2 separate regions of the Mus musculus genome follow, and region 1 is linked to region 2. A link is a contact called in ENCODE Hi-C or POLR2A ChIA-PET data. All regions are on one chromosome and are shown on one strand. The core of a region is the stretch at or near the end of the contact, and the rest is flanking DNA. Distances in the headings are between cores, read along the strand shown. Region 1 holds the start of Mmp14 (matrix metallopeptidase 14 (membrane-inserted)). Region 2 has its middle 21 kb from the start of Dad1.

The links. A loop is a pair of places that touch in the nucleus more often than their neighbours do. ChIA-PET counts read pairs that join two places held with the same protein, here RNA polymerase II (POLR2A).
Region 1: a map of CH12.LX shows a loop between it and region 2 (3-fold over the local background). The contact joins the promoter of Mmp14 here to the enhancer-like site in region 2. A Hi-C loop is called at or near these places in 18 of 37 maps with a recorded cell type or tissue (CH12.LX, T-helper 17 cell, T-helper 2 cell and 6 more). POLR2A ChIA-PET finds 5 or more read pairs at or near these places in 3 of 5 experiments (Patski and embryonic stem cell).

The regions. Positions count from the first base shown.
Region 1 is chr14:54,429,335-54,434,421 of GRCm38, reverse strand. Mmp14 (matrix metallopeptidase 14 (membrane-inserted)) reads right to left here and starts at 2,824. Exons shown (of 10, transcript NM_008608.4): 1 at 2,449-2,824. The coding sequence starts at 2,556. It overlaps Mrpl52 (mitochondrial ribosomal protein L52), which reads right to left. Exons shown (of 5, transcript NM_026851.2): 5 at 4,672-4,840. The coding sequence ends at 4,694.
Region 2 is chr14:54,230,746-54,235,301 of GRCm38, reverse strand. No RefSeq gene overlaps it. Among named protein-coding and RNA genes, the nearest start is that of Dad1, 21 kb to the left of the region's middle. Within about 2 kb of position 1,623, at least 3 of the 3 ENCODE cell types and tissues checked have a DNase peak (open chromatin) inside an H3K27ac peak, as active enhancers do; they include gastrocnemius, heart and left cerebral cortex, where a contact is called at or near this core.

The sequences.
Region 1 (5,087 bases), core at 1,575-4,074, 200 kb before region 2:
AAGGGCAGGAATTGCAACACAGTTCCAGGAAGTGATTCCCTTATGCTGACAAGAGTTAGGGCTCGAGTTGTAAACAACCCAGCCTTTCCCCAGCCAATGAGGTTGGCCAAACAAGCCTAGCATCACCTGTATCTCTGAGCCCTCCTCCGGGGTACAGGATTTTAACCTCTTGTGTGTCAGAGAGGCCTAGCGGGGTGTGTAACTCCAGAGTTGTTCCCACCGATCTGAAGGCTTGCCCTGACCTGTGCTGTGGCCTGTGCCAAGTATGCAGGAAACTCCCTTTGCTCCCAGCCTCACCTGTAGGCTCTGACCCCGGCTGGGCTATCAGCTGCTTCGGGCTTGGGGATAGGGGAGAGTGGGAGTGGCCGGCTTCCCCCCACCCAAGCTGAAACTCAGGAGTGAAACCAGGTCCACAACCCTCAGCAGATGAGGAACCGCTCTTAGAATATTCCGGAGAAGGGAGGCTGGCGGGAGAGACAGGAGTTCCGGATAAATCCCTGTCCTATGAGCCTTTCGAGATGCAGGCAAGTCTAAATAAGCACACTCATAAACCCGGCCCCAGTACCCCGTGGAGCAAAATGGATGCTTTGTCAGGAAAAGGACTCCCCGGAAGAGTATCACAAAGCCAGGAAAGAAACTGTCCCCATCATTTTCTTCCTCTCCCGGACTGGGCAAGTTTCTTTCTCCATCTCTGAGCCAGGCAAAACCACAGACTATGAAACTGGAACCACAGGAGAGGACTCTGGTGTCTGCGGCTGAGTGGGGGAAGGGACAAGCACCAGACACACCAACTGGGAGGAGAGGGCTGTCCTGGAGCTGTGGAGGCTCGGTGAAAGGGATCTAGCTGCCTCAGAACCCCTCTCCCTTCAGCTTGGCCGGAAGACAGAGCAACTCTGGTGGGTGGCAGGACCCGGTTGGCTGGCATTGTCTTGATCAATAACCGCAGGGTATTCCCTATGAGAAAGTCAAGGAACATCTCCCACTTTCGGAGGCTGAGAGGGTGGGGGCTCTCCAGCTCAACATCAAGTCTTGGATCCTGGCCTCTGGATCGGTCCCGCCCTACTTCCCACCCTACTGTGTGCCAGAAGCAAATGGTGGTTCTGGCTCTGGGAGGACCATGACCCACTTAGAGCAGAGCCAGGGCTGCCGCGCCTCCCCTAGGGCACCTACTGGAGGCTGGGGAGGGAAAAAAAGACGTTGGCAGTGGGCAGTTTTCCAGAGGCTCCTTTTGTTAGGCACTCTCTGGGGCTAAGATGGTAGCTTTAGGCCTGGGAAAGGAGCCTGCCTCCTCTCTCTGACAATTGGGTTTGGTTTCCAGTCTCAGGGAGGATTTTACTCTTTCCAGTTTCCATGCACAACTGTGGCCCGACTCCTAGGGCTACACTTGGCCTTTCAGCTCCAGGTCTCTTCAGTGATACAGGCAGCATGTGCCCAGGAGAGGTTCATTCTGAGGGTGCGCCCCGGCCTGGGCCCAGAGAAGAGGGAGTCAAATCCAGACCGTATCCTTCATTTGGGCCCTTCCCAGCCCTTCCCTACCACACCCAGGTCCTCACCAGGCTGAGTGGGTTGGGATGGCCCAAAATAAGAAGCTGATTAAATCCGTCTCCCACCTTCACCCCAAAATAAGAGAGGGAGGGAAAACTTCCTCGGACTACTCCCATGCCGCTTCCTTCAGGACCGGGGTGGGCTATGGTCACGGAAGAGTTAGGGATGGGGGTGGGGGCGCCAGAGTCAGTTGGGACACTCAGGGGAGACCCAGGCCAACCCTCAACTAACTCACCGAGCGAGCGACTCCCCCTAGTCTCCCCGCGATCAATGCAGAAAAATAATTATCAACAACAAAAAGGCCCCCCAAGGCGCCGGTAGGGGTGTGGAGGACGAGGGAGGAGGTGGCCAGGCTGAGCCCCGCTGCTCACAAGAAGAGCTTTGTGTGCGCGGAAGTTCGGCCCGCCGCGATCCTCGACGCCCGGGCCAGCGGCCCGCACCGAGGGCGGTCCAGGGGAGGCGGGTACAGCTTGGGCGCCCCCGACGCCCCCACTTGGTACGGATGCGTCCGTGCAGGGCCTCGGGCACCTGAGCGCTGCCAAACTGAAGGAACAACTCGCGTGTGACACCGGCCCGGACGGCGCGGAGTCCAGTGTCTCTGAGGCTCCCGCCTTGTGCCACAGTGCGCGCAGAGCTTGGAAAAGCGAGGCCCGGGCCCCGCTGCAGAGTTCTTCCAGGGAAGGGAGGAATGGGAAAGAGTCGGTGGCGGCGGAAGGGGGGTTGTTGGAGGCAGGCAAAAGTTGGATCAACTTGCAAGTTTGCAGATGAGGGGAGAAAAAGAAAGGCTGGCGCAGCAGAGCCCCCCCAGAGCCCATCTCTCAGCGGGGGCTGTCCCCTTGGAGACCCCCGGGCTCGCCTACCCGGCGGGCGAAACTCCGGGAAGGGCCGGAGGAGCTCACTTACTTCGGGGCTGAAGTTGCTGCCTTGGGCCCAGCCGAGGGAGGCGAGCGCCGTGCCAAGCGTGAGCAGGGGGAGCAGGAGGCTGCGGGAGGGTCGAGGGGCGGGAGACATGGTCCCCGGCGTCGGGGCGCCGGGCGGTGCGGGCTCCGCGGCGGGGCCCACGCCCTGGGGTCGCGCCGCCTCTCTTGGGGCGCCTTTGTCTTCTAAAGGAACGGAATGTGGATTCCTAGAGCGCGGTCGGCTTGGAGGTGAGGGAATTGCTCCTGGAAATGTCTGTTTGCTCTTCTCTTTTCCGTTTTTTGATCTTTCTTCTGCTTAGTCGGCGAACTGAGTTGGAAGCCCTCTCTGCTCTCCTTTGGTCCCTCCCTTCTCCCACAGCCTCTCCTCCGCCCCCGCCCCAATGCCCTCCTTTTTCGGTGGGGACGTGGTGTTTCAGCTCGAATCCAATTACAGCAGGAGAGAAGGGGAAAAAAAAGTTTGTCTTTTCTGTGGTGCAGGCTGCCATCTGCAGGGGTTGAGGCCGCAGCCGGCAACTAACTAGGAGCCTGGGTGTCCCAGGGGACGGGATGCGGAAGACTTTCTCTTCCTAAGCATTTTTTGGGTGGCCTGATTCCCGTAGTATTCAGCATGTCTCACTTGAGAGTGTTTAAGTATTGGGAAGCCCGATGGCTAGGAATGGTGGAGACATGAAGTCTAACTTGCGAGTGAGGAAGGTTGGGAGAAGGGACATTTACTAACAAGAGGGTTGTATGCTGAGACCTGTGGACAGCCTCCTTCTCCTCCTCTTGCCCCAAAGTTAAGACTGTAACAAAAGCCACATGCCCAACAGCCACCGCAATTACTTTGAATTGGGGGACCGACCCCTTTATTAATGGCTTTTACAATCTGGCTGTTCTATTAAGTGTGAACTGCCTGGGTAGGAAAGGGCTTCAAGGTCACAGGATCGGGGGAAGCCCGATGGATAGAAGTGGTGAAATTTGTTGGAAGAGGAAGGAATGGGAGGTAGGGTTTTGGAGTTTCCTTTAGTCTTTACAGTGGAGACAGTTCCTTCGAGCGCGCAGCTTCCGTGATGGCTGGGCAGGGAGAACAAAAGGAGAGGCAGACAGGGGAGAGGGAGGCCAGGCTGCGCTGGCTCTCCGAGAGGGAGACAGATAAGAGGTTGACAACTAGATATGGAAACACACCAGCAGTGGGACAGAGGCAGGAAAAGTGTGGGAGACAGAAAACTCGACCATCAGCGAAATGTAAGATCCAAGAATTGCATTTGGTCAGCGAGAGGAAGGCAGTGGGGAGAGGGAAGGAAAGCAAGCAAGGGAAGCGGTAAGGGAAGGGGGCAGGAATAAAGCCAGGTAGGAAGCTGCAGAGATCCACAGCTGCCAGCTTTGTGGTGGATGATGGGAGCCAAACACGGAGCACTGGAACGGGAACAAAGGTCCTTGCCTCCAGAATCCAAGGGAGGCTCACGATCAATACAATGAATGGTTGCTAGGTCATGGGCAGCGACCTTGTGTGTGGGGGTGGGGAAGCAAGGACCCTCTTTAACCTCTGGAACTTAAGTCTGATTATTACTCCTTCAGCAGAAGACCCCGAGTTTAATCCTTCCTATATCTGCCTTACAGTGTGAGTGTCTCCTGGACCATGTACCCAGATACTAGCTGCTTGTTAAGAAAGGGACTTCTAACAGGTATGGTGGCACATGGCTTTAAATCCAGACAGAGGTGGGAGGATCTTTGTGATTGCCAGACAACTTGGTCTACCTGGCCAGTTTCAGGACAGCCAGTGCTACCGTGAGACCATGTCTTAAAAAGGAAAAAGATCCTCAGGTGGAAAGACCTTTTCAAGAAAACATTAAATGCCAACTGTATGCATCTGAGCTGTGCATGGTCTCTTAGTGACAAGAGTATGAGGGTGAACCAGGGAAACTGCTGCTGCCCCTTTCTTCTCTCACAAAGCAGTTGCTTGTGGTTGATTAAAAATCCCAAGCAGGCCAAGTGATAGGTGGTGGTGTGCTTAGCTTTTGTTAAGGCTCTGGGCACGTTCTTCAGCACTAGGGGCAAAATGATCCCAGAGCAAGATCTGGCTGAACTGGAATGGGGAGGACTAAGGGCACTGGGCCAAGCCTGGCAGGCAGTGATTTTAAGGTCTTTTGCTATCAATACAAGTGGTGGGGAAAATGACTTGATAAAGCATTCAGACTATAGAAAAGAAAGCCAGAGAGAGTCTGGGAAAGTGGGGCAGGAGCTGCTTTTTATTGATTCGGAAGTGGGCTTCTCAGTAAAGTCCCTTTAGGTTTGAGATCATGTTCCTTCTTCCTTTCTTCCTGCAATTTCTGCTGCCTGAGCTTCCATGCCTGTATTCCAGCATCCATTTCCTGTGTCAGCAGTACAACTCGTCTCTGAAACAGACAGGAAGAGAGTAGGTGACATCTGGGGCTCAGGCATATGTACCACTGAGCAGGTCTCCCCCTCCCCCCCCAAAGCCAAGTGTTCAGCTGGATACTGATGCATCACGCTGACGGTGTGAAGCTGAGGAAGGTCAGCTGTTGGTTTCTGCAGAGTGCCCCGCTCCAGTCTTCCCTTCTCAGTCGTAGTAAAACATCAGCTTGGCCAGGTAGGGGGATACATCCTTTGATCCTAGTACTT
Region 2 (4,556 bases), core at 374-2,873:
TTAATCCTTCATTGTCTGGAACGGCACCAGTGAACACTTGTCAGAAACTGACCTGTGTGTTCTTCCTGTTATGTCCGTTTCCATAAGCTTCTGGGAGAGTGAAATACATGTGTGTCTCTTGGGCAGTATAGAACAAGTGCAAAGTGTGTGTGTGTGTGCGTGTGTGTGCGTGTGTGTGTGTGTGTGTGTGGTGAGAGAGAGGTGTGACTGTGACTGCAGGCAGGTGTGTCTGTGTATTGCATTCTGTGTGACTCTGTGTGTACGAGAGGTTGTCTGTGCTGCCTGTGGCATGTGACTGGCGTGTGTGCGCGTGCACGGGTGTTGATTTCTCTCACATTGTTTCCCAAAGCTCCCTCACAAGCCTTGGTCTCACGTCACAGTTGTCTTCAGAGGGTCCAGTTCTCCTGAAGTAGGTCAGGAAATGAAGCTCAGATTTGTGCTTAAGACCATAGGTCTTCACAGGAGATCACTTTAAAGACAAAGCCGGAGTAGAGTAGCGTCTGCTGGCTGAAGTCTAGGCATCCTGTATCCAGTGAGCTCTGTGTCTCTCAGGAGCAGTAAGTTTGCCATATATGGGGAACAGCCCTGTCGTGTTCCCCTGAAGCTGATTACCAAATGACCCGTGCTCCAGAAGCCCTCCCATAGGACTGCACGCTGCCATAGGCTGAGGAACTCACGCTTCTGTTGCCCGGGTCACACTGGATCAAATCAGTCTCGGGTGTAGCTGACTACCCCTATCCTGGATGATTGAGGCTTGCCATTCAGTGGGTAGTCGGCCATTAGTGGTACTGGCCACTGTTGGAGCTGTTGGAAAAGGAGACTCCCAGGCCTTACCCCCAAGCGACAGAAGCAAAGCTTTGCATTTTAACACGGTGCCAGGTGGTGGTGTGCACCCGGAAGTCTGAGATGCCCGCATTTCCAGCTCTGGGTGTATCCTGCAACTACCCGGAAGCTTAACAGAGCTTGAGCCTCTCCATTCTTTATTAGCTCTTTGCTTAGCTAGACATACTCCAGAGTGAGTTAACAAGCCTTTTAGGAATGGTTGGGTTCAATATAATGACAAAACCTGGCAGGGGTCCTGTGGGCCAAGGCCTAGCACTGAGGAGAAGTTCACTAGGATGGCTGAGCGATCAGTGTGCTCGACACTCGTGCAGACATCCTGCAGCTTTCCCCGGAGAAGTGGATGAGGTTTACTTTGGATTCAATAAGCAGATATTTCAGATATGAAAAGCAATCGGACTTTAAGAGCAAAGGAAGACGTCACAACAGTACGCGTGAAGATTTACATTTCTCGCAGTGGCTTAGAGCCACCTGGGCCGGGTACTAGTTTCCAGGCGCAGATCTGCTTTTGTCTCGGGGTTGTGATTTTCCCCTTGGACTAGCCTTGGCGGCAGGCGTAGCTTGTTGTGAGTTTGTACCGTTTACAACAGTACAAACTACTTTCAGGGGTCTTGAGTTCAAATTTGAAAATGCACCATAGGCTTGCTGTAGACTTTAGTTAGCTTGCTCTGTGGCTCTCAGTTCCATACGCACAGAGAGGCTAACCGTGGGTTATTCCTCAACTAGGGAAGGGCCTTCCACAAGGCTCCCCGGGCGGAGGGGTTGGTTTTGCTGACTCAGGTACTGTATGGGCTGAGGGATGGATGTCCTGCTGTTTCCTGCAGCTTCCAGCTCACACCTCCTCTGTGTGTGTGTGTGGGGGGGGGGGTTATTTTTATTTCCTGTGTTCAATCTGTGGGGCTGCAAGCCATTTACCACAACTACTGTACATTGTTCCTTGCTCGGCAGTGGTGGGAAACAGCCCTTTGCACCCTCTGCCTACACACTTCCTGTCACCACGGCATGCAAATGTTCCTCCTGCTTCCTCTCCCGGCAGCCTGCACCTCTGCTCTTTGATCACGTCTGTGATCTTGGCCCACAAAGCGCTCTTGTTATGATTGTTGGAACATACTTGGGGGAAGTGACAGAGATTTGTTCCCTTCTTTGGGAAAGTCAGCAAGCCAGCCAGCATCAGCTAGTTTCCAGCACCTGGAAGCTACTAGCTCAGTTGTAGTTCTGGTGGGTTGTGGACTGGAAGTCTAGGCTAGTGTTTGGGTGCCTCATGACTTAAGATTTATCTTAGGGTTTTCATTGCTGTGATAAAACGCCATGGGGTGGGGTGGGGGGTGGAAGCCCCATGGGAGGAAAGGGTTTGTTTCAGTTTACAGCTGAAATCCATCAGTCGGGGAATCGGGGAAGTCGGGGCAGGAATGCAAGGCAGGAGCTGATGCTCAAACCAGGGGTGAAAGCTGCCTGCTGCCTTACAATACCTTGCTCAGCCTGCTTTCTTATAGCAGGGCCAGCTTGCTCAGGGTGGCACCACCTACAATGGGTTGGGCTTTCCCTCATCAGTTACTAAGAAAATGCCCCCACAGGCTTGCCCATCAATCTGAGGGGGACTTTTTTCAATTGACATCCCTTTTCCCAAATGATTCCAGACTGTCAAACTGACATGAGAACTAGCCAGTATAAGACGATAGCTAATTAAAAAAAAAAAAAATTTTTTTTTCCCCTGGGTATGTGTGGTCCTTTACCTTGAATAAGAACTTTAGTGAGAAAGAAAAAAATGAGAATTTCTGTCAGACTAGACAGAAATATTTTACTTACTTAATTTTGAATTTATAAGTCTGAGCACACATTTTTTTTTTTCCTAATGTGGGCAGCCCGGTATTGTGGAATGTGCTTTGCATGATGTAAAGTGTTGAATTGAGACTGTGTTCCGCTACATATTGTCTTTTGAACCTTAGAGGACCCTCTGTCTGTACAATTCTGTAAATAATTAATTAGGCGCCTGGGCTGTGCCCAGTAGGCATGGGCTATAAAGATAAGAAGCAGCCTCGCTGTCTAGGGGGTGAGTAAACCCACTTATGCCCTGTGTGTCTCGCACAGTATCAAGTGCCTGTTCCCGTCTGCTGTTGAAGTTCTATGATCCCGTGAGGTTCTCTAATCTCACAGGGATGTAGTCTCCTTTCTCCAAGTGGGGAGGTGGAGCGTTGGGTTGCCAGTGTTAGGATGTGAATCTTCTTTCTGACTCAAAGCATTTATTTGCTTTGGATGAGCTAATGACTAATGAGTCTGGGAGCGGTGATGCTTCACGCATCAGCTACAGATTCACTGGCCCTCATGGAAGGCAGCAGAACTGGCATCTCTCACATGATGCTTCCTCCCTCAGCACCATATCCAGCCGGACGGGGTCTTGCCACGGACCTCGCTGGCCAGTGGGAGGAGAGAGGTCTCACTAGGGACCCATTCTTGCTGCTCTCACAGGGATGGACCACTTTGCTTTAAAAAATTAAATATTGCCGGGCGTGGTGGCGCACGCCTTTATTCCCAGCACTCGGGAGGCAGAGGCAGGCGGATTTCTGAGTTCGAGGCCAGCCTGGTCTACAGAGTGAGTTTCAGGACAGCCAGGGCTACACAGAGAAACCCTGCCTGGAAAAAAAAAAAAGAAAGAAAAAAAATTATGTCATTTCCCCCTTCCCTCCTTCTCCCTCTCATCTACTTCCCTCCTCCCAATACTTTCTCAAATTCATGGCCTCTGGCCTTTTTAATTGTGATAGGTGTGTGTATGTTTATGCACACACACACACACACACACACACACACACACACACACACTTATGATTTCAGAGCTGACCATCTGGTGTTGGATAGCTGGTTGGGGGGCTTCTCCCTGGGGAAGAATGTTTCCCACTGTCAGTGTTGCTTGGCTGCTGCGCTCCTTGTTTAGGGTTGGAGAATCCCCCCTCACATTTCTAAGACGCAATCTCAGAGCACACTTCCTGTTTCTCTGGTTCTTACAGTCGTTGTGCCCCCAACCCCCTTCTAAGATGTTCCCTGCGCCTCGGGTGCAGGAGCTGGGTTGTCGATAGATCCGCTGGAGCCGGGCACCCCAGGATCCACGGTCCTCTGCCTCTGACAGGGTGTGGTTTTCTTTCTGTATGCGTGCGTGCGCGTTTGTGAGTGTGTCAGAGGACATCTTGGCAGGAGTCGGTTCTTTCCTTGTACCATGTAGGTACTAAGGTTCAAGCTTGGGTCACCAGGGCGTCACTAGGTGCCTTTGTATACAGAGTCATCTTGTCTTCTGATTTTGCCTTATCACTGAACTTCTGACCCACGGGGCTGGCAAGGTGGCTCAGAGAGTAAAAACCCCTTCTGCGCAGCCCCGGTGATCTGAGATTGACCCCCCCCCCCAGCTTCCACGCAGAGGTAGAGAACTGACTATTGAAGTTCTCTGACCGTCACAGGGCACCGCGCCACACCATCCCCGCCATGAGACTGAGCCTACAGTTTATGCATCTATTATGCTATGTATTCCCTCAGCAGGGGAGCCCTGTCCACCCATGCTCCCTGGAGTGGACAGGGCTCGGGTTTGCCATTCTAATTCAGTCCTAAAGAGGAACCAAGTAAGTGCACACAATCACAGCTGAGTCACTGAAGCAGAATGTCAGAAACTGGTCTGGTTGGGGGCCCTGCCTAGCTGATGGCTGCACCTAGCACTAGGACTTCGTGTTCGC